Linked DNA regions of Homo sapiens: region 2 is linked to region 1. A link is an interaction called in ENCODE POLR2A ChIA-PET data of the cell type or tissue named here. Cell type or tissue: Caco-2. All regions are shown on one strand. Each heading gives the region's core, and the rest is flanking DNA. Links, peaks and the distances in the headings are about the cores only. Region 1 has its middle 11 kb from the start of RAB20. Region 2 overlaps COL4A2 (collagen type IV alpha 2 chain).

Evidence for each region. ChIA-PET counts read pairs that join two places held together with the same protein. Peaks named below come from ENCODE experiments on the same cell type or tissue, not always from the same donor. Only the 100,000 strongest peaks of a DNase experiment are listed, where the experiment ranks them.
Region 2: POLR2A ChIA-PET joins it to region 1 with 5 read pairs; 3 of 35 experiments call an interaction of 5 or more read pairs at or near these places.

Annotation. Positions count from the first base shown.
Region 1 is chr13:110,568,460-110,576,208 of GRCh38, reverse strand. No RefSeq gene overlaps it. Among named protein-coding and RNA genes, the nearest start is that of RAB20, 11 kb to the right of the region's middle. In Caco-2, for the core only: no CTCF peak of the experiment used is centred there; a DNase peak (open chromatin) is centred at 4,307.
Region 2 is chr13:110,474,007-110,481,755 of GRCh38, reverse strand. It overlaps COL4A2 (collagen type IV alpha 2 chain), which reads right to left. Exons shown (of 48, transcript NM_001846.4): 30 at 3,592-3,753; 31 at 1,366-1,536. Among named protein-coding and RNA genes, the nearest start is that of COL4A2-AS2, 15 kb to the right of the region's middle. RefSeq lists enhancers at 5,744-5,853, 6,424-7,062. In Caco-2, for the core only: no CTCF peak of the experiment used is centred there; no DNase peak of the experiment used is centred there.

The DNA of each region.
Region 1 (7,749 bases), core at 1,763-6,762:
GGTCAGGTGGGTTGGGAAGGTCCAGGATCGATTTTCAAAAAGAAGGAAGTGGGGAACAGGGTGCAAGACAAGTAGATTGAAAGGCTAAAGCGACTGCGAGATTGGGCCACGACGAAGTCGCAGGTGATGTTGGTTTCAGGGTCTGCTGTGTAGGAGCAGGTCCCCCAGAGCGGGTGGGGGATGGACAAATGGGCTGCGGGACGCCCAGCTGCTGTGATGACCTCTGGGGTGTGTGGGAGGGAGGGAAGGAGAGAGGTGGTTGTGTTGGGGAAGCGGGGCCTCTGTCTGTGAGCCCACAAGTCGCCCTGTGGTGGTTTTGTCCCCACTGCTTCCTTCCAGGTGAACTTTTCTATTTGACGTTTGGTGACATTGGGGAAGTGACATTGGCCTCCCTGCTCTCATCTGACTCAGCTCTTCCCTGCGGTGAGGGGAGGGCTCAGCTTGGCCGTCTCTGCAGAAGTTCTCCATCCAGCGGGAGAAACTGACCTGCTAACCAATGAAGGATGAAAAAGGAGCCAGGGCCAGATGATCCTGCCAGCGGAGGTCACCACGGAGCTTCCCCAGAGGCTGCACAGAATGAAGTGGCTTGCTGGGCAACAAGGCTCTGAGGTCAGGGCTGACATGGGGGGTGGAAGGGTGAGGATCAGAATCAGCATCTGGTGACGTCAGCCTGCGTTTGGGAGCCACCCAGAAGTTCCATGTGTGTCAGGGAGAGGCTGGAAGGGCAGATGGTAGCCCCTGGGGAAGGCATCCTGTCCAGCGAAGAAATGCGTTCCTTCTCCTGCAGGTTGTGAAGAGCAGCAGCAGATTTAAATTTAGTAGCAGCAGATACATTGCTTCAAATTCTGGTTTTGAGTCATGTTGAAGCCAGATACACTTTTTGCTCAAAAGTAGAAAAAATGCCCCTAAGTCCAGCATAATGGATTTGCTGAGTGCACTGTAGCCATCTGAAAATACACGGATGTGTGCAGCACAACCACACTGCACACCTTAGAATGTGGAATGATTTTGCACACCAATTCCTGGTGATTCCACTGAGGAAGTAAAGATAAAGGACTGTGCTGTCTCTTTCCTCTCTGGACTGCTGGGGTCCTTGTCCAGGTACTGGTGGGCAGCTTGGACCCGTGGAGCCTGTGGGAACCGTGGCTCAGCTCTGTGGCTCCTGCCTGGTGTACTTGGTGGGGGACATCACCTCTCACGATCGGTTTCTTCTGTAAAGCTGGAGGACAAAGCTTACTTCCCAAGGCTATTGTGAGGATTAGGTCTGATGAATGTATCTTCCAATGCTATTGTTGGGTCTTTTTTTTTTTTTTTTTCCTAATGTGTAAGTAGTCACTTCAGATCTTAATTAAGGAGTGGTTCCTGTCTGCAGATTTTGGGGGGGTCTCTGTGCCGTGTGAGCTAGTCTGTGACACCTGCGTGGCTCTATCTAGGAGATGGGAGTAGATCCCCTCTGCTAAAATTGATTGAAAAATTACAGTGGCTGATTGGTTAGCGTCCTTGAAATTTGTAAAATCTGCAACAAACCTAACTCTGATGTGTCTTACTTCACATTGTGAATATGCTCTTCTATTGCCTTCTCAGAATCCACGTACAGTTAGTGAGGGATTTTGGCTTTTTTAACAGGTAAGACTAATTTTGGTGCACATTGAGTATGTGCCACAATGCTTTACTAAATCCTCTGGATCTTTAAAGGTATGTTAGTTCTCAGAGGCTGCAGAAACACAGTACCACCAATCGGGTGGCTTAGAACAATGTCAACGCCTTGTCTCCCAGCCCTGGAGGACAGAAGTCTGAGGTGTCAGCAGCGTTGGCTCCTCCTGAGGCTGCGTGGGAGCCTCTGTCCAGCCTCTCTTCCGCTCCCGGCACCTCCAGTGTGCTGGGGCTGGTAGATGGCATCTTCGTCTCAGTGTGGCTGTGTCCAAATCCCTCCCTTTAATAAGGGCACCCGCCTATTGGATTGAAGCCCACCCTAATGACCTCATTTTAACTTGATTGCCCTGTAAAAACCTTATTTCCAAGTAAGTTCACACTCTGAAGTACGGTGGGTAGGATTTCAAAGTATCTTTTTTTGGGGGGGCGGGCACAATTTAACCCATAACAAAGGGCATCTTTGCTTCTGAACTATTAGCTGATTTAGTCTTCCTACCATTTAATGAAAATTCATTTGCAATTACAGTTGTGCTATCATTTCATTTTAGTGTTTATCTCTAAAGAAACTAAATTTAGTTCTTTATTTTCTTTCCTTACTCTTTTGTGTTGTGAACATATCATAATTTAATTTTTATATGGCTTTTTAAGTGGATGTGACTCTTGTTTCTTTTCTTCCAGCACTTTAGATCCACTCTAGAAAATGACATACGGTGCATCGCATAGAAGTGGGTAAAATCCTAATTGCAGAGGAAATTTTTCTTAGTCAAGTGCTGTATTTTAAAAATAAATGATTAGATCTCTCACAGAGTAATCCTCCCTTACATTCTGAAAAGAGCTTGCAGTCTATCCAATTGAACTGACCTTCACTGATGAAATTAAAGTGGAATTCAGCTGGAGAGCAAGTACCCAAATGGAGAAGAAGAAAGGCAATCCCTCTGGGTGGGTTTGTGGTTTTCAGCTGAGTGTGGGGATTGTGAACAACGGATATGTCCTCATGCAGAACATAGGGCCTCTGTTTCTTAGGAGTTACAGACGTGGGGAGAATTCATCCATCTTTCACCCAATTATCTATTGTTTGTCTTCAGAAGGTTTCTCTTTTCTCTTTTCCTTTTGTTAACTTGAGGGAAAAGTGCCTCGTCGGCCAGGCACGGTGGCTCACACCTGTAATCCCAGAACTTTGGGAGACCGAGGTGGATGGATTACTTAAGGTCAGGGTTCGAGACCAGCCTGGCCAATGTGATGGAGCCCCGTCTCTACTAAAAATACAAAAATTAGCTGGGCATGGTGGCGTGTGCCTGTAACCCCAGCTACTCTGGAGGCTGAGGCAGGAGAATCACTTGAACCTGGGAGGTGGAGGTTGCAGTGAGCCGAGATGCGCCCCTGCACTCCAGCCTGGGCTACAGAGCCAGACTCTGTGTCAACAACAACAAAAGGCGCCTCTTGTCGATGATTAGGGTCATAAAATAAGACCTGTTTTAATAATTTAGTATTCAACTGCCTTAGACTAAAAAAGACAGGATCCCTTAAGACCTGGGTTAAGGTCCTGGACAGCTAATAGGAAGTTGTTTCGGATGTCTCAGCATTGCTGTGTTACCCTCTTGGGTTTACATCTGACATCAATCACCTTTTCACTTCTTCTTTTTTTTTTTTTTTTGGATGGCTCTTAAGTTAGCTTAGCCCTTACTATAGCATGGTCCAGACAGTTAGAGTTCTCAGAAGCTACTTTGAATTCTTCAGCTGCTCTGGTAACAAAACCATGAGTGTGCCTTTGAGTGAAGGGCTTCCCACAGAGCCTACCTCCCCGCACTTGGGAGAACTTCCTCCGTCTCTGCTGTCCACACTGCAGGAGTAGACCCTGCAACGGAGGGACACCCGGAGGCTTTGCCATCAGCACCCTGATGCAGACGACGTGGACTCACAGAACACGGGCAGGGGGTCGGCTCTGGTGGGCATTGCCGGGTGCTGCGGCTGGGTAGGGACCCTCTTGCCATCTGCCCTGCCTTTGCCTGCAGCATCCCTCACTGGCGCAGAAGGTCTGGTGCAGACACATGGACATCTTCCTGCCCTCTTTTGTACAATGTCTTTGGTGCCGTCTCTTTAACTACAGTGATCAGCTCACTCCTTGCCTGCTTCTTGACTGATTTTCAAGTCTTGAGACCCTCCAGGGTGTGCCTTGGGAGGGGATGTGTCTCAGGAAGGACTTTGAGGGGCTTCAAGGGACAAAGAAAGAAGGATGCAGGGGTCAGCATGGTGGCCGGGCATGCTCCTCGTCAGAGGCAGGGTCCGGCCTCGGGCTCCGGTTTGGGGGCTGCCCTGGCCCCTCCCTGCTCCTTGCTCTCTGCTCTCCTGGTATAAACACTTCTTTTCTTTCTAAGCCCCAGGCTTCACCGGGGTGCCCCTGAACTCACAGGACACCTCTTCAGCTTTCCTTTAAGACTTTGGATCCTGAGGGTGTGGCCCATTTCTTTCAGAACTCTTCAGGTGTTTATAACCCAGTAATCAGGACGCTTTTCCACTGGGTCCCTCAGTCTGAGAACATCTTAGAAATGCGAGTTCTCTGACCCCCAGCCCAGGCCTGCTGAAGAAGTGCTGGGTGGAGCTGGGCTGCCTCTGTTTTAAGGTCAGCTGGGAGCCTCTGCCCTGGGCTAATACCTGGGTTTATCTCACAAATGGTCCCTGGTCCCATCCCCCAGGCTGGGGGCCCTGTCTATCCATCCATCTCACATCGGCTCCCCCACCAGACATCTTTGCTCTTGTTCCAAGCAGGGCAGGTGTGCTCAGCAGGGGAACCAGCAATTTTGCTCCCGCAGCCTCATTTATTTCCAGTGTTTGAGATGCCCATCATCCGCACGATGTTTGCCCCAGGCTGTGTTCCTGTTTCTGCTTCTCTATCCACAGGCCCTCAGCAAACTTCTTCCAGGAGGCCTGGCCTCCCCCAGTTCTAAGCATCACCGTGTCTACAGTGCTTTTGAAAACATTCAGAAAGTATAACAGAGTGAGAGAAGGGTCCTCCCCTCACACAAGTCCCAAGTTTCTAGGATTTGAAAGACTTATGTTAAAAAGGTTTTAAAATAGTTATATATTTTCCTCTTTTTGTTCTTCTACCTCCCTCTAAATGTAGGCAATTCCTTCTTTATTCTTCCCCATAGTTTATTATTATTTTCATTTTTTTTTTAGTCGGAGTCTTGCTCTGCCACCCAGCCTGGAGTGCAGTGGCACGATCTCGGCTCTGAATGAAGGAAATGAATGAAGGAAAGGAAAAGCATGAAGGGAAGATTATGCTTATCTACATGGATATCTGTGTTTAATAAGGAGAATAACAGCTACCAGATGTGATTTGCTGGATAGTGGAAAGTCACAGGACTCAAATACCTTTCCTAACGGCCTGCTAACTGCAACCTCTGCCTCCCGGATCCAAGCGATTCTCCTGCCGCAGCCTGCAGAGTAGCTGGGATTATAGGCACACCTTGGTAATCCGCCCGCCTCGGCCTCCCAAAGTTCTAGGATTACAGGTGTGAGCCACTGCACCTGGCCCTTCCCCATAGTTTAATACTTTAGGCTTAGGTTTTTCCTTTAACAGTTCAAATTCCCCTTGCTAAGCCCTAGGAACCGTCCTTTGCAGACGGAATAAGGAACTATTCCAAAGTACTTGCTGGCCGGACACAGTGGTGCAAACCTGTAATCCCAGCACTTTGGGAGACGGAGGCAGGAAGATCTCTCGAGCCCAGGAGTTCAAGACCAGCCTGGGCAACATGAAGAAATCCCGTCTCTACAAAACAAAAACCAAAAAACAAAAAACAAAAATTAGCCAGGTGTGGTGTACACCTGTAGTCCACACTACTTGTGAGGCTGAGGTGGGGGATGGTTTCAGCCTGGGAGGCAGAGGTTTCAGTGAGCAGAGATCATGCCTCTGCACTCCAGCCTGGGCAATAGAGCCAGACCTTGTCTCCAAAAAAAAAAAAAAAAAAGTTTAAAAAAAACTATTTAGAGCTGCAGTCTCACTATGTTGCCCAGGCTGGAGTGCAGTGGCTATTCATTGGCATGATCATAACTCACTGCAGCTGAACTCCTGGGCTCAAGCAATCCTTTCACCTCAGCCTCCAGAGTAGCTCAGGCCGCCACGCCGGGCTGAATGTTTTTAACATTATACCTACAGGTCTTTTCTAAGTTGTGCAAATTCGTCCATGTTACCTCCTTGACTTGCCTGTCTTGCCAGTACTGCAGCCACTGTCTAGAGCATCAGATGGTCTCTGACCGAGGAGAGAAAAGAAGATGGTTTGTCTTCTCTGTGAAAGCATTGCCTTTTCTGGTGTTTTGTGGATGTGCCCGCCTTGAAATATTTCACTTCTTACTTTTTTTTTTGAGACGGAGTCTAACTCTGCCTCACCCAGGCTGGAATGCAGTAGCGCGATCTCAGCTTACTCAGTCTCCGCCTCCCTGGTTCAAGCGATTCTCCTGTCTCAGCCTCCTGAGTAGCTGGGACTACAGGCACCCACAACCATGCCCAGCTAATTTTTGTACTTTTAGTAGAGAGAGGGTTTCACCATGTTGGCCAGGCTGGTCTTGATCTCCTGACATCAGATGATCCACCAGCCTCGGCCTTCCCAAGTACTGGGATTACAGGCGTGAGCCAAGGTGCTCGAACACTTCTTCCTCTTTACATCTCTTGATTTTGTATTCCTCACTGACTCCAGCTCAAGTTTTCAGACTCATTCAGGCTACAGATATTTATTGAGCATAACTGGGTGCTGAGAACGTTGTCCACCCCCTCTCCCTTTTCCCTGACTCCAGCCCTTGGCAGTGTGGACCACACGCAATGCCTATTATGTCTCGAGGCTTGTCCACACATCTGTCTCATGATGCATGTGGGTCTTTATGTTTGATTCCCCACAAACGGATGGCCATTCCATCCATTCTTGTTCCTTGGGAACAAGAACAGAGGCCTCTTTTCCCCCTAGTCCTCCTGTGCTGCCACAACAAAGCATCCAGACCTGGTGGCTTTGAAGCAGCTACGTTGTCGGGGTATATACCCTGGGGTTCGTTGTCGCGCACCAGGAAAGTTTAGGACACGGACGCACACGAGGAGTTTAGGAGGGGAGGTTTAATAGGCAGAAGAGAAGAGAAAGAGAAACAGCTCTCTCCATAGAGAAAGGGGTCTCCAATCGGAAAAGACTGGCTGGTGGTGAATGCGCCCGGTTTTATAGTCCAGTTTGAGGAGGCAGTGTCTGATTTACATAGGACTCACAAATTGGTTTGATCACGTATGGCGTTTACATAGCATACCAGGAAGGCTGGTCACCCCACCCTAATCTTATTATGCAAATGGGCTTTTGAGTTGATGGGCCATCGGTGCCATTTTTTCTGCTCCTTACATTACACGTGGCTGGCAGAGAAGGGAAGATGCAGCCGCCATCTTGAACGTTTCTAGACCCTAGTTCCCGCTGGCATTCACCCGTGCAAGCTCCCAGCCTGCTTGTCCATGTCTGCAGCTCCACTTTACAGGATGCTCTTTGTTAGAAAATGATCTGGGGCTGCTTTTCATGAAAAATAAAAGCCTTATTGAGGACACTCACACCCTTACTATCTGCCTAAGTGATTTCTTCTTAACTCTTATATCAGCTTCAACAACAGATGTTTGTTTTCTCACCGTTCTGGAGGCTGGAAGTCCAAGATCAAGGTGTCGGCCGGGCTGGGTTCACCTTCCCACCCATGTGAGGCCTCACATGGCTGCCCCTTGGTCCATGTGTCTGTGTCCTAATTACTTCTTATAAAGACACCAGTCACATTAGATTAGGACTCTCTCCAGTGACCTAATTTTAACTTAATCACCCTTTCAAGGCCCCCTCTTCAAGCTCAGGCTCAGTGTGTGGTGCTGAGGGTTAGAGATTCAGCATGAATCTCAGGGGGACTCACTTCAGCCCTAAACACCTGTATTCTCTAAGACACTCGTGCCGTGAATAATAACATGGGCATTTGATTATGTTCTCTCCGTTTTTCACTATTTTTAAAAGATGTGTTTATTTCTTATAGTATTCCAAGCCCTGTGCTCAGTGCCGGGGTCGTAAAGAAAAGACAGACGCGCTTCCTCTCACAGAG
Region 2 (7,749 bases), core at 2,721-7,720, 95 kb after region 1:
GTGTCTCCAGCAACGGAGGGACAGAACAGTGTGTCTCCAGCAATGGAAGGACAGAACAGTGTGTCTCCAGCAATGGAAGGACAGAACTGTGTGTCTCCAGCAACGGAAGGACAGAACAGTGTGTCTCCAGCAACGGAGGGACAGAACAGTGTGTCTCCAGCAACGGAGGGACAGAACAGTGTGTCTCCAGCAATGGAAGGACAGAGCAGTGTGTCTCCAGCAACGGAGGGACAGAACAGTGTGTCTCCAGCAATGGAAGGACAGAACTGTGTGTCTCCAGCAACGGAGGGACACAGCAGTGTGTCTCCAGCAACGGAGGGACAGAACAGTGTGTCTCCAGCAATGGAGGGACAGAACAGTGTGTCTCCAGCAACGGAGGGACAGAACAGTGTGTCTCCAGCAACGGAGGGACAGAACAGTGTGTCTCCAGCAATGGAGGGACAGAACAGTGTGTCTCCAGCAACGGAAGGACAGAACAGTGTGTCTCCAGCAACGGAAGGACAGAACAGTGTGTCTCCAGCAACGGAAGGACAGAACTGTGTGTCTCCAGCAACGGAGGGACAGAACAGTGTGTCTCCAGCAACGGAGGGACAGAACAGTGTGTCTCCAGCAATGGAGGGACAGAACTGTGTGTCTCCAGCAACGGAAGGACAGAACAGTGTGTCTCCAGCAACGGAGGGACAGAACAGTGTGTCTCCAGCAATGGAGGGACAGAACTGTGTGTCTCCAGCAACGGAAGGACAGAACAGTGTGTCTCCAGCAATGGAAGGACAGAACTGTGTGTCTCCAGCAACGGAGGGACAGAACAGTGTGTCTCCAGCAACGGAGGGACAGAACAGTGTGTCTCCAGCAATGGAAGGACAGAACTGTGTGTCTCCAGCAATGGAAGAACAGTGTGTCTCCAGCAACGTTCATGGGCTGGAGGGCTCTGCTTCTAGATTGGCCTGCTTGTGCTGAAATAAACCTATCCCTGTAACCAACCACTTTGCTTTGCTTTGGTTTCAAATTCACCAAATAACCTCTGGATCTGAATCTAGGCCCCTGAGTGGACCTCTCCACAAATTTCCCTGTGCAGATGGTGATATTTACAATAAGACGATGTTTCCCAGGCAGGAGCAGTTTGTCTTGGTAAATTCATAAACTGGCTTTGTGAGGCACATTGGTCCCACCCGCGTCTAAGCAGCATTAACCAGCTGTCCTGAGGCTGCTGTCTCCTAGGTCAGGAGAGTCCCAAGGCCTCCAATCTGCAGAAGTGTGAGGCCAGCCCCACGGCCCACAGAGGCGCCCAGCAGAGCTGTCTCAGGTCAGAGTTGATTAGACCCAACCTCCCCGCCAAGGGATCCCTGGTCACAGTCACACAATTACCTTTTAGCCCGGGGGTCCCAGGCATTCCATCAATTCCTTTAAATCCAGGGCTTCCTGGATGGCCTTGCTCCCCTGTGAAGCCAGCATCTCCTCTGTCACCAGAGAGACCTTTCATGCCCACAGGGCCAGGAGCGCCTGTGTCCCCAGGGTCCCCTCTATCACCAGGCAGACCTGTCAGGAAGAGGAGCAAATCAAACAGGGTGGACAAACACACACAGGGGAAATTTCTCTTCTGCTTTTACGGCATTGAGTGTTCAGTAAGAAAAGCTCCTTAGAAGGAAAGTGGAAAACCACCATGTTGGGGTGAGTTTCCAAAGTGTGGCCGGAGCGGGACCCTGGGGCTGGCCTTTCTGGAGAGGTCTGTATCTGGAGGTTGAGGCTGTGCTGGCGGGGTGCCAGCCAGCATGGCTTTCCCACTGCAGTCTTCAGAAGCCAAGGGACAAAGCTGTGTGGATGCTGATGTGAGTGGGGGCCTTGCCAGCTCTGGCTGGGGCATGGTCACTGGGGTTAGTCAAGAGCTGGCCTGTTCCTCGCGAACATCACTGGCTCCAGCCCGGAGTTAGTCCCGGGGGACCCTCCAGCTGCCCATTTGCTGCTGCTGCCCTCTCTGGTCTCCGTGCTCCCATCTCATCACTGCTACTGTCGTGAGCTTGGCAGCTCCCGCCCACAGCTGTCCTCCCGCCTCCCCCGACTCCAAGCCGTCCAAGGGCTGCCTGCTGGGTCCCTAAAATCCCTTCTTAATGCATTTCTCTGTTAAAAACTCCCAAAGGCCCCCTCTGCCTCGGGGCTCCAACTCCTTAGCTCCAGCATTCACTGCTCCCAACCTTTGGCTCAATCTTCTTATCTAAACCCCCAGCCCCCTCAAATCAGGCTCTCTTCCCCAGCCGGTTTGGGGATCACAGGCTCCAAAGTGTTCCCTGGGCAATTCTGCCTCTGCTGGGGTGGTCCCCCTTTCCTAGAGAGCACCCCACATTCCAGTCCCAGCCTTCTCCCCGCTGGCACCAGGTACTTCTCCCCTTGGGCTTGCTCTGACCTGCCTGTCCCCGCCTCCTCTGGGTCACCGGGGACCGCGTGGCCTTGTCACTCTGCTGGCTTGCCCAGGCCAAGTGGGAGCCTTTTAATGTGTGTGTCTCTCTCCCCACCTAAAGTGTAGGCTTTAGTTCAGGACAGGCTTTCCCATGGGTCTCGTAAGCACCACACGACGCTGTGTTCAGCTGATTCTCAGTAGTTGAGAACCAGCACGGCCCTGTCGATACTGAGATAGGAGCCTGAACCTCCGGTCCAGGTTTGCTACCCCAGGAAGCCAGTGGCTAGTGCGGCAATAGGGGAGCGGGCCCTACCTGAGTCCAGCCCCCAGCTCTTGGACACAGGCGAGGCCCCACATGGGGGAAGCCAGTGTGTATCTTCAAGTGGAGTGGCAGTTCCCTACCAAGATCTGCTAAGGTCCTGGACAAAGCTGTTGCCTGACTGTGGCAAACCAGAGAACTATAGTAAGATTGAGAGTTTCCATGGAGACAACTCCTTATTAAGCAACTGCGTCTTTCCCACTTTACAGTTACGGTGTCCTTTGGTGACATACAACACTTCCTTAAAAAGCTGTTTTTCTGGACAAAACAAAAAGGGGGGAAAGTACATTGATTCCTCCAACCAGCACTGACAGTTTCCCTGGACCGTGAAGTGTAGGAGTCTGGGAACTGGCTGTACTGAGTGTGGGAGAGCGGCCTGGGCAGTGGTGGGCAATGCCCATGGATGCTGTGCCCTGCCTGCCTTCTGGGCCACCTCTGCCACCTGCCTTGGCCTGTGTGGTGGGCATGCAGCCGAGCCTCCCCTCCCCGCTCCTCTGCTCCAGCCCATCTACCCCAGGTTTCCCTGACGGAGCCACCTGCCTTTCCAACCCACACCCTGCACTTTCATAAAACCATTTCTCCTCTCCACATCAGAGCAGTGATTCTGAACTTTTGTAGGGGGAATTTCTTTCTTTTTCTTTTTTCCCGATGAGACCTTCCCTAGATCCTTAATATATACAACAGGTACAGAGGATGAGCCGATGTCTCAGGCTGTTTGTGTCTCCTTATTAGGTGAAATACATGTTCTGGTTTGGGAACCCCTGCACCTCTTAAGGGGTTCCATGGAACAGACTTTGAGAGCTCCACAAGAAGACAGTGCTCATTCTCTTGGCAGGACCAGTGAGGACCCCACTCGTTTATGGGAGGGCTGGGGTCTTACCTTCACGGCCTGGGATTCCTGGCAGCCCCAAGGGCCCCTCTTGGCCAGGAGCTCCTGGGAATCCATGCAGTCCTGGAGGCCCATACAGGCCTGGCTGGCCGGAAGGTCCTGGGAGGCCTGGCTGGCCCTTCAGCCCTGGCATCCCAGGCATCCCTTGGCTTCCTGCAGGAATCAGAGACAAGAGCTGTGGGGGCCAACTCTGGACTGTTCATCACAGACAGCATCTCCCTCCACACACTCATTCTGTAAAAAGAGCAATTCATGCTTTTCTGGACTCTAGAGAATCAGGAAAACACAAAGAAGTATAAAGGATAAAATCAGGTAAGGCACACCATCACCCAGCGGTAATGACTACCACTGGGAATTTCCTTCCTGCCCTTGTCTATTCCTATAAATAACTAGACATTTGCAGAGTTGACATGGCACTATAAGTATAGTTTTAACCTAGTTTTCTTCACTTGACATTATATTTTGAACATTTTGCCACATTTAAAAATAGTCTTTGCAAACATTTAAAATAACTACATGAATAAAACTCTATCATCTGGACACATTGAATGTATTCCATCGCATCCTCCCCATTTTTTTCACTTTTGCAAACAGCACTGTCAGGAATAGTTGGGGAGTTTTCTTTTTTTGCTATGTTTATCCATGTCCATGTCGTAGGTAATTTCTTTAGGAAACTGCCTGAGAAACTGACATCGTGTATCAAAGCAAACACTAATTTAATGTTGTTTAAAAGATACATCGCACTGATTCAGAAAGTCTAAACCCATTTATTCTACCAGTGTTTCCCCAGCACTGAGCGTTAGCACTGAAGCAAAATGGAACCCTGGCAGTCATGATGCAGTGAAACGTGGTGTCGGGGGATCCGCTTGCTTGTTCTTCATTATGATCTACGTTTCTTTCTCCTGGTTATTGATTTTGGTGAAGTTTTAGTTCTTTGCTCATATCTTTTCTTTCTTTCTTTCTTTTTTAAATGGAGACAGGGTTTTGCCATGTTGCCTAGGCTGGTTTCAAACTCCTGAGCTCATGCGATCTGCCCGCCTTGGCCTCCCAAAGTGCTGGGATTACAGGCATGAGCCACTGTGCCCGGCCTCTTTGCTCCTATTTTCCTCTGGGGAGTTTTATATTTTCCTGATAGATTTTAGTATTCCTCATATACACTGACGAATTTTCCTTCATATCTATTGTAAAGTTTATTCTGCTGCTCAAAGTTTAATTTTGCTTTCCACATGCAGGATACTAACCTTTGTATTCAAACTTCATATGGTGTGTGTGTGGGTGTGTGTGCACATGTGTGATTTCTTCTCTTCATTTTAAGTTTGGAATATCCTGTCCTGCCCAGTGGTCAGACACTAAGGGCATCTGTTTTCTTCTAGTTTTTAACACTAGCTCCCTGGACCTCCTTATATTCAGGCATTTCCCCCTCTCTTCGTGAGCCTGACGCTTGTCGCAGCTGCTCTCCGATTATTAACACCGGAGGTGCACACTCCTGCCACCACTTTACAGTCCACACACTCACGTAGCCTCACAGCCACCCTGCAGGTGTGCAGGGCTGGTCCAGGACAGGGAGGCAGACAAGCCAGGGGGGTGCACAGGAGGGGGCAGTGACAAAAGGGACCCGGTCAGTCTTGGACCAACCCAGAACCGAGAGTCAGGCTGCTGACTGCGCACTGTCTGACCACGTCAACCTGCAGCGAGGAAGAGGGCTGACTGAGCAGGAGGCGCACTCGAAGCCGAGGTCTGAAATGAGATTCTCTAAGATGCACGGATGCATCGGTTCTCACCTCCTCCTGTAGTACTGTGAGAAATGAGGACACTTCTATTTTTTGGTCTTCTATCTTTAGAGTGAAGAGCTCCAGGGGAAATGGATTGTTAGTGGGTGCTAATGGTTGTGAAGAGTTGGCAGGCAGCACTGCAGGCTGTAAAGGATTCGCAGCGATGGCAGGTCCACCCCACTCCTGCTCATTGACAAGAACAATGGGGTGGGGATCTGACAGACACCAGGTGACATTCATAACCCAGGGACATGGACTGTGGGGGAACTTGGGGGCTGAGCAGGCGAGATGGCCTCAGCAGGGGGCAGCAGGGCTGGAGACAGTCTGGGCGTGCTTCTGAGCGCTGCCCTTCCTCCCCTTCTGGAAGTGGACAGCACGGTCTCCGGGTGAATGTGCACGAATGCCCGATCCTCCGGCAAGGACTGCCTTGCAAAAATCAGGCACCGAGGTGCTTTGTGATTATTTCTTTAGAGCTGAATGTTTCAGGTCAGTTTCCACTTATAGACTATCTGTTAAAAAAGGAACAACTGCTAAAAATCAGCCTCCCTCAGTGAAATCACATCTCATTTGTGGACGTCTGCATTACTTCATTCCGAGAGTTCTGCTCAGAAGCGCAGGGTGCACCTGCGTGTGTTTGTGGCCGTCCTGCACAGCCAGTCGAATGGAAGCAGGACCCGCTGCACGCTGCTCCTGTAGCACTGGTGAGCGGAACTGAAACTGAAGTAGTTACTTGGAATGTTGATGCTTTGGGAGTCAGGATTTTTACCATCCAAAACATTCTGCCTAACAAGGCATATGAAGCTTGTCATAAAGGTAACATTGATCATGGTAAAGACCTTAATAAGACATCGAAAGTAAGCCTGCTTCCATTTGTTTTCATGCTCAAACATTCTGAAGCCTGCAGGAAGTAATTAAGTTTTAAAAAAATTCTACCAGAAGTACCCTTATGTCAAAGAGCTTGGGGCAGGATTTTGACAGCTGGGTTGCAGAACAGGTCGATGGTGGACACTCGAGTCACCTACGTATGTCCTTCACTTTGCCTTCTGTGAACTCATTTAAGTGCCTTCCAGGAAGGCTGACACACAGAGCCCCACCTCTCAGCGCCGAGTCCTCAGTTTCTGCAGACAGCGCTGATTTGCATCTTATCTTCCATAAATGACCTGGAGAGTCAGTAGGACTGGAAAGGGGAGATCTGGATGGCCGAGCACGAGGCCTCCCCATCCTCGTAATTTCACCCAACAACCTGCTCTAGCTGGCTTGGTTCAGGGTTGGATGTGTATGTGTGAGCATGCATAGGCACGTGTGTGTATGTGAGTGTGTGATCATGTGTGAGCGTGCATAGGCACGAGTGGGTATGTACGTGTGTGTATGAGTGTACGATCATGTGTGAGTGTGCACAGGCACGTGTGTGGGTATGTACGTGTGTGTGATCGTGTGTGCACAGGCACGTGTGTGGGTATGTGCATGTGTGTGATCGTGAGTGTGCATAGGCACGTGTGTGGGTACGTGTGTGTATGGAGTGTGTGATCATGTTTGAGCATGCACAGGCACGTGTGTGGGTACGTGCATGTGTGATCATGTGTGAGTGTACACAGGCACGTGTGTGGGTACGTGCGTGTGTGATGTGTGAGTGTGCACGGCACGTGTGTGGGTACGTGCGTGTGTGATCATGTGAGTGTACACAGGCACGTGTGTGGGTACGTGTGTAAGGAGTGTGATCATGTGTGAGCATGCATAGGCACGTGTGTAGGTATCTGCATGTGTGTATGTGATCATGTGTGAGCATGCATGTGCATGAGTGTGACCGTGAATGTGTGTGTGTGTGTGTGCATGCATGCACTCTGGCCATCTTAGGCTCTTCCTTGCTCTCTCAGTGAACTGTGGCACCCATGGGCGCTCCCTAGTATCAACAGCTGGGGGCACTGATCAGTCTCATCATCATCAAAACTCCCCTGTCCTGGGTCCCAACCCTTCCAGGCCTTGCTAGGAATCTCACAGGCTCATCCGAAAACCAATTCATGCTCCTGAGCTTCATGGGTTCGCCTGCCAGTGGAGGCCTAGCCTCCATCTCGCTTAGGATGCCTGATGTGGGCTGATGGCAGAATCAGGGGAGCGACACCTGCTTCCCACACCACAGAGAAGCCTCTTCGGGCTGGGGTTGGCAGCAGGGACTAACGACAATGCCATCAACAGATAAACAGTGAATGCACCGAGTCACAGTTTTAACCCACATTTTCTTTTCTTTTCTTTTCTTTTTGAGACAGAGTCTCACTCTGTCACGCAGGCTGGAGTGCAGTGGAATGATCATAGCTCACTGCAATCTACAATTCCTGGGCTCAAGCAATCCTCCCACCTCAGCTTCCCATGTAGTTGGGAT